2 separate regions of the Homo sapiens genome follow, and region 2 is linked to region 1. A link is an interaction called in ENCODE POLR2A ChIA-PET data of the cell type or tissue named here. Cell type or tissue: HepG2. All regions are shown on one strand. Each heading gives the region's core, and the rest is flanking DNA. Links, peaks and the distances in the headings are about the cores only. Region 1 has its middle 13 kb from the start of LINC02721. Region 2 holds the start of RCN1 (reticulocalbin 1).

Region 1 (5,379 bases), core at 276-5,275:
TTATACGACAACTGGCGATGACCACCTCAGTGACTGGACCCAGAAGAAGCTCCAAAGCACTTCCCAAAGCCAAATTTGCGCCAAAAAAAAGGTCATGGTCACTGTTTGGTGGGCTGCTGCTGGTCTGATCCACTATAGCTTTCTGAATCCCAGAGAAACCATTACATCTGAGAAGTATGCTCGGCAAATCGATGAGCTGCACCAAAAACTGCAATGCCTGCAGCCGGCACTGGTCAACAGAAAGAGCCCAATTCCTCTCCACGACAATGCCCAGCCGTATGTCACACAACCAACACTTTGAACAAAAGTTGAAGGAATTGGGCTACACAGTTTTGCCTTATCCGCCATATTCACCTGACCTCTCGTCGACTGACTACCACTTCTTCAAGCATCTCGACAACTTTTTGCAAGGAAAACGCTTCCACAACCAGCAGGATGCAGAAAATGCTTTCCAAGAGTTCAAATGTTGAAGTATGGATTTTTACACTACAGCAATAAGCAAACATTTCTCATTGGTAAAAATGTGTTGATTGTAATGGTTCCTATTCTTACGAATAAAGATGTGTTTGAGCCTAGTTATAATGATTTCAAATTCATGGTCTGAAATTGCAATTACCTTTGCACCAACCATATATATATATAATGTATTTCTAATAAAACATTTTTCCTGCTCTTTCTCCAGTGCCTAGAATAGTGCCTGGCACATAGTAGGGGCTCGGTAAAATTTGCTGAACTAATGAATGGGCTCTATGAATCTTATCAATGTTCTAAATGCTAGCATTTTATAGATAAGGAAACTGAAACATCAAAAAGTTAACTTCCATAAGTCCCACAGCTAATTTCTTTATCTGTAAAATGGGCGTATAAATATTGCCTTTCTCATTATTATGGGGAGCAAATGAATTACCATATAACACCTTAGGGAGTGTGTCTGGCTCAGTGTTCGTGCTCACAACTGTCTATGGGCTGGGCGCAGTGGCTCATGCCTGCAATCTCAGCACTTTGGGAGGCCGAAGCAGGTGGATCACAAGGTCAGGAGTTCGAGACCAGTCTGGCCAACATGGTGAAACCCTGTCTCTACTAAAAAATACAAAAATTAGCCGGGTGTGGTGGTGGGCACCTGTAATCCCAGCTACTTGGGAGGCCGAGGCAGGATAATCGCTTGAACCTGGGAGGCAGAGGTTGCAGTGAGCCAAGATCGTGCCATTGCACTCCAGCCTGGGTGACTAGAGTGCAATCGACTCAGCCTCCCAAAGTGCTGGGATTACAGGCGTGAGCCACCAAGACCAGCCCTAAAAATTCCTTTCCATTGATGCTTCCACTCAAGCTACCATCCCATTTTTCTCCTTTTACCATCTTTTAAAACTCCTTTTCAAAAAAGTAGATCTGAAAATTAATCTATGTTGTTAGAAGTAAATAAATCAATTATTCATCAAGCTATATATATTTATGTGCACTTTGAAATATATACATATACATATTACTTTACTGAAAAATTAAGAGAGAGAGTAGCTTAACTAACCTCCTCTTCTCTAGTTTTCCTTCCCTCCTCTCCCATTCAATCATTATTCTCCCTTGCAAATTGGCTTCCATGCACAGTGTCAAAACTGTGGCCCCTGCCACATCTCAGCTTCCTCACTATACACTGTCACCATGCTGTCCTGACATTCTCCTGTCTCCAGTGTCCACTCGATGGTTCGAGTTCTTTGTCCACTTTATGAGTCTTGCTTTTCATAGGGCTATATACACCTCTGCGGCCTTTCCTTGCTGTCTCTGCCTGCTAATGTTCTGCCCCTTTGTCGAGATCTAACTCAATTCTGCCCCCTTGTCAAGATCTAGCACCTTCTCCTGGAAGTCTTCTCTGGTTTCCCTAATTCTACATCATCATTGCTCACTTAGCACTTTGGGATAGTGCCACTTGTGGGCCAGGTACTGTCTGAGGTAATGGAAGACATTCAGCCCTGCATTAGTTATTGGTTTAATATTAAGTTTTGCTATTTGCATCACAAGAAATACAGACTCATTTAAGATTTACCTCAAGTACCTGAGGGTGTATAAGGGTGATGTCTTACCACCTTTCCATCTGAGAATTTGTCTTCTGGGAATAGAAAATAGTAATGGATTCTTGACCATTGTTTCTAAGCAAAGCATGCCAGAGCTCATGTCACCCTTTCTAGTAAGAAGTTGTGAGTTTGCACTGAAGAATTATAATCAAAATGCGTAAAGCTCCCTCCCCTACCTCCACTTAAAGTTCTTTAGGGATCCTTCTGGCTCATCTGCAAGCTCCCTAATTTAAGGGACAAGTCTTTTTTCCCTTAAAAAGTTTTCCTGGGTTTAACTCCTCCCCTTCTCCCACTTTCTGCAGAGTCAATGGATTTACCCTTGAGAAGATTCTGCCTTCTGTCCTGGGGCAAGTGATGAAAGTCTCCAGCTCCCAGTCTGACTCACGAGAGTAGACAGCCTTCTGCAGAAGTTGAATTATAGACTGTGGCCCCTCCCCTGTTTTCTACCAACAGTATGAATGAGCAACACCAGACTGGACCTCAAGAATGTTTCTCCAACTGGAATTTCTCTTCTCTGACAGAGACTTGAAAGCAGCTATAGTAAAATCTAGGCATGATGATCTATGTTGGGCACTGCACAAGCACTCCTCATTCAACAAGGTGCCGTTCATATCAGAGATGCTTTATTATTGTGATAATTTTTATATGTTTATTTTTATTTTGTTTATTGGAAAGATTGACGATTTGTATGTTTCTTACAACTTCCCGGCAGATGGCAGTAAAGTGTCTTGTTTTAAGATGTTTACTATATTTTGTTCAGAGTCCATTTACAAAGGAAAAATGAGTCAGTATTCGAAATCAACATGTCTAACATCATCTGAAAATAACTTTTACTTCTAAACAAGAAATCACTTTATCTATTGGTAGGTGAGTGTTTAAATGTTTTTTAAATCCCTATTGTTGTTAGAGCTCTGGCTAATTAATATTTCATACTGCATTTCACATTATCTGCTGTGTTCGCTGCACCCAAAAGCTATTCCTGAATTCCTCGTTTAAATCTACAAGAACTTTCATTATTAGATTAATCACCATCAAATGACATACACTCAGATAATCCACAAAATGAATTACATGCACATAAATTAGAGATTACCACTTCGTGATCTGGCTAGTTCTATAATGGAAATTGCTTGTTGTGCATATCCTGTTAATAAAAATATTAATGCTTGATAATATTTAGCAGTCTGTTAATTATATATTTTGTATGTTATGTACATGTAAGTTCCGAGATAAAATACCATTGATTTTTTGCTCAGATACTACAAAGGAGTTTTTAAAATTAATTTCAGAATCAGAAAACATGGAAGGAAATCAAAGACAATCAATTAGACTACTGAATATATTTTTGGAGAAGATAGAATCAGGAGGCAAAAAATGCTAAATTAGGATGTGGATTTAATTTCAATATTTATGTCAGACATAACTTGAGAAAAAAGTGGAAGAGAAAAAGAAAACATTAAACTAGATTTTCTTTTCCCTATCGAGGTACTTGGCTATGTAATTTGAATTTTTGTCCATAGAACACTCTATTTGAAATTTGTCTACAAAATGTATACATAAGAATTTTAACTTTCCATCGTATTTAACTACTATCAGTACAGGTAGGAAGTTTTCAGAAATTACTTATTCATAAATTTTTTTTTTTTTTTTTTTTTTTTTTGAGACGGAGTCTCGCTCTGTCGCCCAGGCCGGACTGCGGACTGCAATGGCGCAATCTCGGCTCACTGCAAGCTCCGCTTCCCGGGTTCACGCCATTCTCCTGCCTCAGCCTCCCGAGTAGCTGGGACTACAGGCGCCCGCCACCGTGCCCGGCTAATTTTTTGTATTTTTAGTAGAGACGGGGTTTCACCTTGTTAGCCAGGATGGTCTCGATCTCCTGACCTCATGATCCACCCGCCTCGGCCTCCCAAAGTGCTGGGATTACAGGCGTGAGCCACCGCGCCCGGCCCATAAATTCTTACCAATGTCAAACCGACCACGCCCCTTATTATTCTACCTTAATGGTTTCTGTGTTTTCTCTATATTGCAAATTCTTCAGGGATGAAAAAAAAGTGTCAACTGAAGAATAAAGATGTTAGAATGGGTTGGCAGTACTTATCACATAATACTAATAAACAGAGGGTAAATGCACTTCAATGGTGTTAAGAATTCAAAGATTTGAAATATATATAATATAAAGTGATAAAGATGCTATGATAAAGAGAAACAATATCATGTGCACGTAATATACATGACTCGGCTTTGACAAGACAACATCTAGGGAGAAGATTATCCAGGAAACTACTAGTGCAGTGATGCAAATTGTCTTCCGGCAGGGCATGATGGCTCCCGCCTGTAATGCCAGCACTTTGGGAGGCCAAGGTGGGCGGATCACTTGAGGTCAGGAGTTTAAGTCCAGCCTGGCCAACATGACGAAACCCCATCTCTACTAAAAGTACAAAATTAGCCAGGTGTGGTGGTGCGTGCCTGTAGTCCCAGCTACTCGGAAGGCTGAGGCAGGCCCTCAGCCTTGAACCCGGGAGACAAAGGTTGCAGTGAGCCCAGATCGTGCCACAGCACTCCAGCCTGGGCAACAGAGTGAGACTCAGTCTCAAAAAAAGAAAGGAAGGAAGGAAGGAAGGAAGGAAGGAAGGAAGGAAGGAAGGAAACAAGGAAGGAAGGGAGGGAAAATTGTCTTCCTTAGCAAAAACTATCAAAAATTCAATAAAATATGGCACATTGATACCAAATAATGTTACACAGTTTTAAGGAATAAAATATAAAAACCAAATAGTTAAACTGATAGCAGAAGTAATGAATGAACTAATTTTGAAAAAGATTATTTATCTTTATTATTTCAGATACAGTCTCTGGTATAAGCCAGGTAGAACACATAAAGCTATTAGAACTACACATAAAGAACACATGAAACTATTAGAACACAAACATTTCATATGTGGATATTTGGGTGAGGGAGGTTGTCCAGTAGATGACAAAAGAAAGCATGTACAAACTTTCAGAAGGCTACTTGCAAATGTAAAGAAAAGTTACATACAGCAATGCCACAAGTATGCATAGAAATCATAATGGATTGCAACAGAGGATCCTAAAAAAGGTCTAGAGTATTTTATACTTTTTGTTATGTGTCTTTACATTTGATATTGAATGATGCAGCAAATATCTATTTTACAGCACTGAATTTTTTTATATCATCTAAGAAATTATATAACTACTCTTTTTTTTTTGCTAAAAAAAAAAAAGGGATAGATGTGCAGAACGTGTAGGTTTGTTACACAGGTATACGTGTGCCATGGTGGTTTGCTGCTCCTATTGACCC
Region 2 (5,379 bases), core at 64-5,063, 1.7 Mb before region 1:
AGTAGAGACGGTGTTTCACCATGTTGGCCAAGCTGGTCTCGAACTCCTGACCTCAAGTGATCTACCTGGCTCCGCCTCCCAAAGTGCCGGGATTACAGGCATGAGCCACCGTGCCCGGCCTTCTAGGGATTCTTAACCTGGGGCTCATAGGTGGGGCTTCAAAAGATCCATGAATCCTCCGACTCTTTAATCAAGCACCCGTGTCAGTAGCTGTATGTGCATTTTTCTGGAAGAGGATCATGGCTTTCAATGAGTGTCAAAAGGCTGAGACTGCTCGAGACCTCACCGTCCAATACGGTAGCCATTAGTCCCGTGTGGCTCTTTAAGTTTAGATTTAAATTAAAATTTCAGTGCCTCACTTACACTAAGCTACACATCAAGTGCTCAACAGCCACTACCTACAGGCCAGACCAGATAGAGGGCATTTCCATCATTGCAGAAAGTTTGATGGGACAGATATCTGTATTGGTAGCATTACCAACTGAATACAGGTAAGATTGGATCCAACTAGTGCTTTTGTAAAATGAGTTACCAACATTTAGAAATAAAACATAAAAATCTAAAATCCTGATTGATTTCATTTGGGAAACAGGACTATCTATCAGCGTGGGGCCTGCGTTCCCCTGGCAGCTGGAACGCACAGTACCGCTCCCTTTAGAGGGACTCTTGGTCATATAGAAGTTCCCCGCTTGACCCTCCTTGACGACTGACAGTACGACCCTCGTTTCTAGGGGACTTCGCCCGTCTTGGTCTCCTTCCAGGCTCGCGTTTGTAACCAGACTCCAAATTTTACTAAATGGGGTTGAATTGGGTTTGAGAGCACATCTTAGAGCAGGGTCTAGGGCTGAGATTCGGGGTCTCAGTTGGAAGTTGAGGAAGGGCAACGTCTCCTTCCTTACAGTTTTCCCGGAACTGTAGGAAGTCAGAGGGAATTTTATCCTGCACATCTGTTGCTTGACAAAGAACTTCCCAATCCTCCTCCGAGCCCTCCAGTCCCTAGCCCAGTTCGCCCGGGCCCGCCCCTAGCAACAAGATCGCGGGGAGGGGCCGAGGCGAAACACGAGCCCCGCGCCCACCACCCCAGCTGGCGACGTGGCTCCGCGGCCCCGGCTTCCCCCGGCAGCTCAGCGACCAATGGGCGCGCGAGCGGGGCCGCCCGCAGCTTCCCAGCCCGAGGCCCAGGCGCGCCCCTCTGCTCCGGCTCGGGGCGGGCACTGGCGGAGGGACTGGCCAGTCCCCTCCTCCGCGCCGGCCCCAACCCTGTCGCTGCCGCCGCGCTCCGAGTCCCCATTCCCGAGCTGCCGCTGTTGTCGCTCGCTCAGCGTCTCCCTCTCGGCCGCCCTCTCCTCGGGACGATGGCGCGCGGTGGCCGCGGCCGCCGCCTGGGGTTAGCCCTGGGGCTGCTGCTGGCGCTGGTGCTGGCGCCGCGGGTTCTGCGGGCCAAGCCCACGGTGCGCAAAGAGCGCGTGGTGCGGCCCGACTCGGAGCTGGGCGAGCGGCCCCCTGAGGACAACCAGAGCTTCCAGTACGACCACGAGGCCTTCCTGGGCAAGGAGGACTCCAAGACCTTCGACCAGCTCACCCCGGACGAGAGCAAGGAGAGGCTAGGGTGAGGCCGCGGCCAGGGCCCCGTGGGGGGCGGCGCAGGTGTCCGAGGGCCGCCTGGGCGAGAGCCACGCGGGATACCACCGCCAAAGCGAAAGCGAAATCGCGCGCGCGGCCTCGAGGATGGGGCCCTGCCCAACTCGGCGCTGGGGCTCAGGCTAACTTGCTGGAGGGCCCCGGGACCCCAGCTTGGAGATCGCCGCCGCCGCGCCCCGGCCGGGGTGGTTTCTCGCGGGGAGGCGAGAACGTGGCAGCGGCCGCGGGAGCCAGGACGGCGAGGGCCCGCCCCCTCCCCCAGGTTGCATCAGAAGGGAGGGGAGAGTGCACAAAAGAAGAGTTTGTCCACAGTGGCCTGTTAGTGCCATGAGTTCCTCCCCACTCTCTCGCAGTTTCTCTCTGATCCCCCACTCCCGGGGAGAAGGGCTTGAGACACTCGCTAAGAAAATCTCAGGGATGAACATAAATGGATAAAAGATGAAGGGGCAGGCGAGCGACAGGCTTGCTTCCTGGTCTCGGCCGCAGTGGTCTTGCCTTTTGCCTAATCGCCCTGTAAATCTATCGTAAGGAGTCTGGGCGCGGTGACTCACGCCTGTAATCCCAGCACTTTGGGAGGCCGAGGCGGGGGGAGGGGTGGGGAGATCACCTGAGGTCAGGAGTTCGAGACCAGCCTGACCAAACGGCGAAATCCCGTCTCTACTAAAAATACAAAAATTAGCCGGGCGTCGTGGCACACGCCTGTAATCCCAGCTACTTGGGAGGCTGAGGCAGGGGAATCGCTTGAACCCGGGAGGCGGAGGTAGCAGTGGGCCGAGATTGCGCCACTGCACTCCAGCCGGGGCTAGAGTGAGACTCCATCTCAAAAATAATAAAAATAAAAATAAAATAAAATCTAGTGTAGGGATACAAAAATCCGGTTGAAAAGGGACACGCAGTTTCCGATTGGAAACACGAGGGAGCAGGAATGGAAACGGTTCGCCTGAAACGTTTCTGTTGGCAGCAGATGTCTGCAGAAGCACTCAGTTCTTTGGCAACTGATTTGTTTGGGGGGCAAAAAGCTGGAGGGTTCTCTTGGTGGTGGAGGATTTTGACTTGGGCTGTTAAAGGCAGTTGAGTCAGGAACCAAACCCGGGAAACAAAACTTCGGCGCATTTTAGTACACCCTCCCCGGGTCCCCTGAGGAAACACTTGGGCACTGTGCGGAGGTATCTGGTGGTCCTTGCACAGAGGACCCAGCAGGCAGCCTGGTCCCAGATGGAGGCAGGGCTGGGGAAGAAACCAGCAGTCCTGCCTATTGGGCACCAGGTCTCAGATCTCCCTGAACCTGATTCCTGGGGGTGGAGGATCTTCATGTTCTGCCACATGAAAGAGAACACAGCCATCCCTGTGCTCCTGGGGGCCTCCAAAGGCCAAAGTGTTTCATTGGAATATGAGGATAAATTATACCTATTGTGTAGGTGCACCATTTGCCTGCTCTGATAAAAAGACCTTTGAACTTCAAAGTCACCTCCAAACAATTACCTTTTATCTTGCAGAGTACTTTCTCTTCTCAGTTAGGACTTAACAATAGGGGCCATTGATGAGTTCAGTCTATTGTATTGCTTTGAGGCACTTGGAGACTGATTTATCCTGGAGCCCTGAGTGGCAGCCACATTGTCACTGGAGAGGAGGCAGGGAGAGGTTTTGGGATTTGGAAAACTTTATAAGGTGTGGTCATGCAGCTTCCAGTTAATGCCTTCATTGTGACAGTTCAGCCTAGTAGTGAGAAAAAGTGACGGTGAAGTTGGTCTGGATTTGATCCTTGTATCAACACCTTGACTTCATTCATTTATTCATGCAACAAACATTTGAATGGCTACTGTGTACCAGGCCCCAGTTTAGATAACTGGCAGGTACAAAGATGAAACCTTATGCTCTGGGCGTCGAAGTGCTTGTAAGCAAATGTGGAGGAGAGAAGCACAGACAAACTAGCCATTATGCACAATTGCTGCAATGATGGCCTATAAAACCTACTGTGAGCACATTCAGGAGAAGGAGCCGCCAAGGCTGCAGGTTAGAGAGAGGGGATTGGGGCTGTCACCTGATCAGAGTTTGTAGGATGACTTGGAGGTTGCCAGGTGTACAGCAGGGGAAGGCCTTCCTGAAGAGAAAACAGCCCATTTCTAAAGGGTTTGAAAAGCGTTCTGGGGCATGAGGGGTGGTGAGTCTGCAAAGGGGCAGGGAAGGGAAGTGAGAGGTGAGAATGGAGGGGAAACCAAGGGCAGAGCAGGAAGGACCTTGGTGAGATGGACATGAGATGTTATCCTGTACATTGTCAAAATGTCATAATCCCCAAAACTCATTGGGAAAGTCAGGCTGGCAGGAGGGCAGTACACAGAGAACATAATCAAGGCACAGACTAGACCAGTGGCAGGGAGAGGAGGTGAATGCCAAAGGGGCTTGGTCTCTCCGGATTCCAGGAGGGGATGAATCTAGACACCAGTGGGAGGCAGAACTGGCAGCTCTTGCTCTTGACTCAATGAGGGGGAGAAGAGAGAGGTAGGAATCAAGGGGACATCCGGGTCTCTGGCCTTAGCCACCAGATGGGTGATGGATGCACCATTCACTTGTAGGTTAAATGTGGGGTAGAGGCGGGGTAGGAGGTGCTGGAAATTATGGGTCCTGTTTGGGATGGGGCTGAGTGTGAGAAGCTGCCCCTCTGTCCAAAGCTTCTGTTTCAGTGGTCCCCTCCAAGATTGGGCTGAGGAGGAATGAGTGTGGCTGGATCTAGGCAACTTTGTCACCATCACCTGTCAGTCCTGAAAATGTGACAGCTCTAAGGCCCCTAAAGACACCTGGACCAGAGGTTGCAAAGTGGGAACCCGTAGGCTGCATGCATTCATAAATATGCGACACAGTGTAAATTACTTGCCCACGTTTAAAGTTTGAATGGTTTCACATACAGACCCCCATATCTGGCTTCTCTTGACACCTTTATTCCCATGTGTCAGTCATCGTCTGCAGCAGAGTCGGCCAGCCCTATTTGGCGGCTAGCAGGGTACCTCCAAGTGGCCATAGGTCCCATCAAAAGGTTTTGCTCATTCTGTTACCTGTTGGTGTTGAGAACAAATGATGATGGAGTTGGTCTGGGTTTGCTCCTTGCATCAACACCTTAACTTCATTCATTTATTCATGCAACAAACACCCGAATGGCTACTGTGTAGCAGCTACCATCAGCCACTGATCTAGATTATTGTCTTTAGTGAGGAAAAGCATGCATTCTCTCCTTTATTCCTCACAACATTCCTTGTGAAGTAGGTGTTCAGTTTACAGATGGGGAAACTCAGAGAGTCAAGACACTTGCCCAAGATCACGCAGATAATGGGGACCAGAGGCAGGACGGGGATCCAGGTGTTCTGATGAAAGTGCTAGGCTTCATCTCCATCCTAGCTGCCTTTCCCAGGATCTCCCTTGACATTGTTAAAGAGAAGGTTAAGATCTTATTTATTCTTACAACAAATATTTATTGAGTCCCTAATATTTGTCAGGCTGAGCTATGTCCTAGATGTTTATTTGGCATAGATTAGATGCTGTCCTTTCCACAAAAGAGGATTGTAGAGTCTGATGTCATTACCCTGAGATTATGTTTCCCAGTTGGCGTTGGGTAACCCACTGGCATGTCTCCACTGTGTCCCCAGGATCAGAGCAGTGCTTGGCACATAACTGGGCTCAACACTGCACAATGTTAAAAGAATTCTGCTGTGTCTGGCTATGATTTCCTGGGGGAAGAAGCCTGAA

What was found. Peaks named below come from ENCODE experiments on the same cell type or tissue, not always from the same donor. Only the 100,000 strongest peaks of a DNase experiment are listed, where the experiment ranks them.
Region 2: POLR2A ChIA-PET joins it to region 1 with 6 read pairs; 1 of 35 experiments calls an interaction of 5 or more read pairs at or near these places.

Annotation. Positions count from the first base shown.
Region 1 is chr11:33,832,862-33,838,240 of GRCh38, forward strand. No RefSeq gene overlaps it. Among named protein-coding and RNA genes, the nearest start is that of LINC02721, 13 kb to the left of the region's middle. In HepG2, for the core only: a CTCF peak has its summit at 2,769 (motif pointing right); a DNase peak (open chromatin) is centred at 2,800; H3K27me3 peaks cover 539 bases.
Region 2 is chr11:32,089,842-32,095,220 of GRCh38, forward strand. RCN1 (reticulocalbin 1) reads left to right here and starts at 1,233. Exons shown (of 6, transcript NM_002901.4): 1 at 1,233-1,609. The coding sequence starts at 1,356. RefSeq lists a silencer at 948-1,977 and an enhancer at 2,446-3,167. In HepG2, for the core only: no CTCF peak of the experiment used is centred there; a DNase peak (open chromatin) is centred at 3,070; H3K4me3 peaks cover 1,529 bases; H3K27me3 peaks cover 980 bases.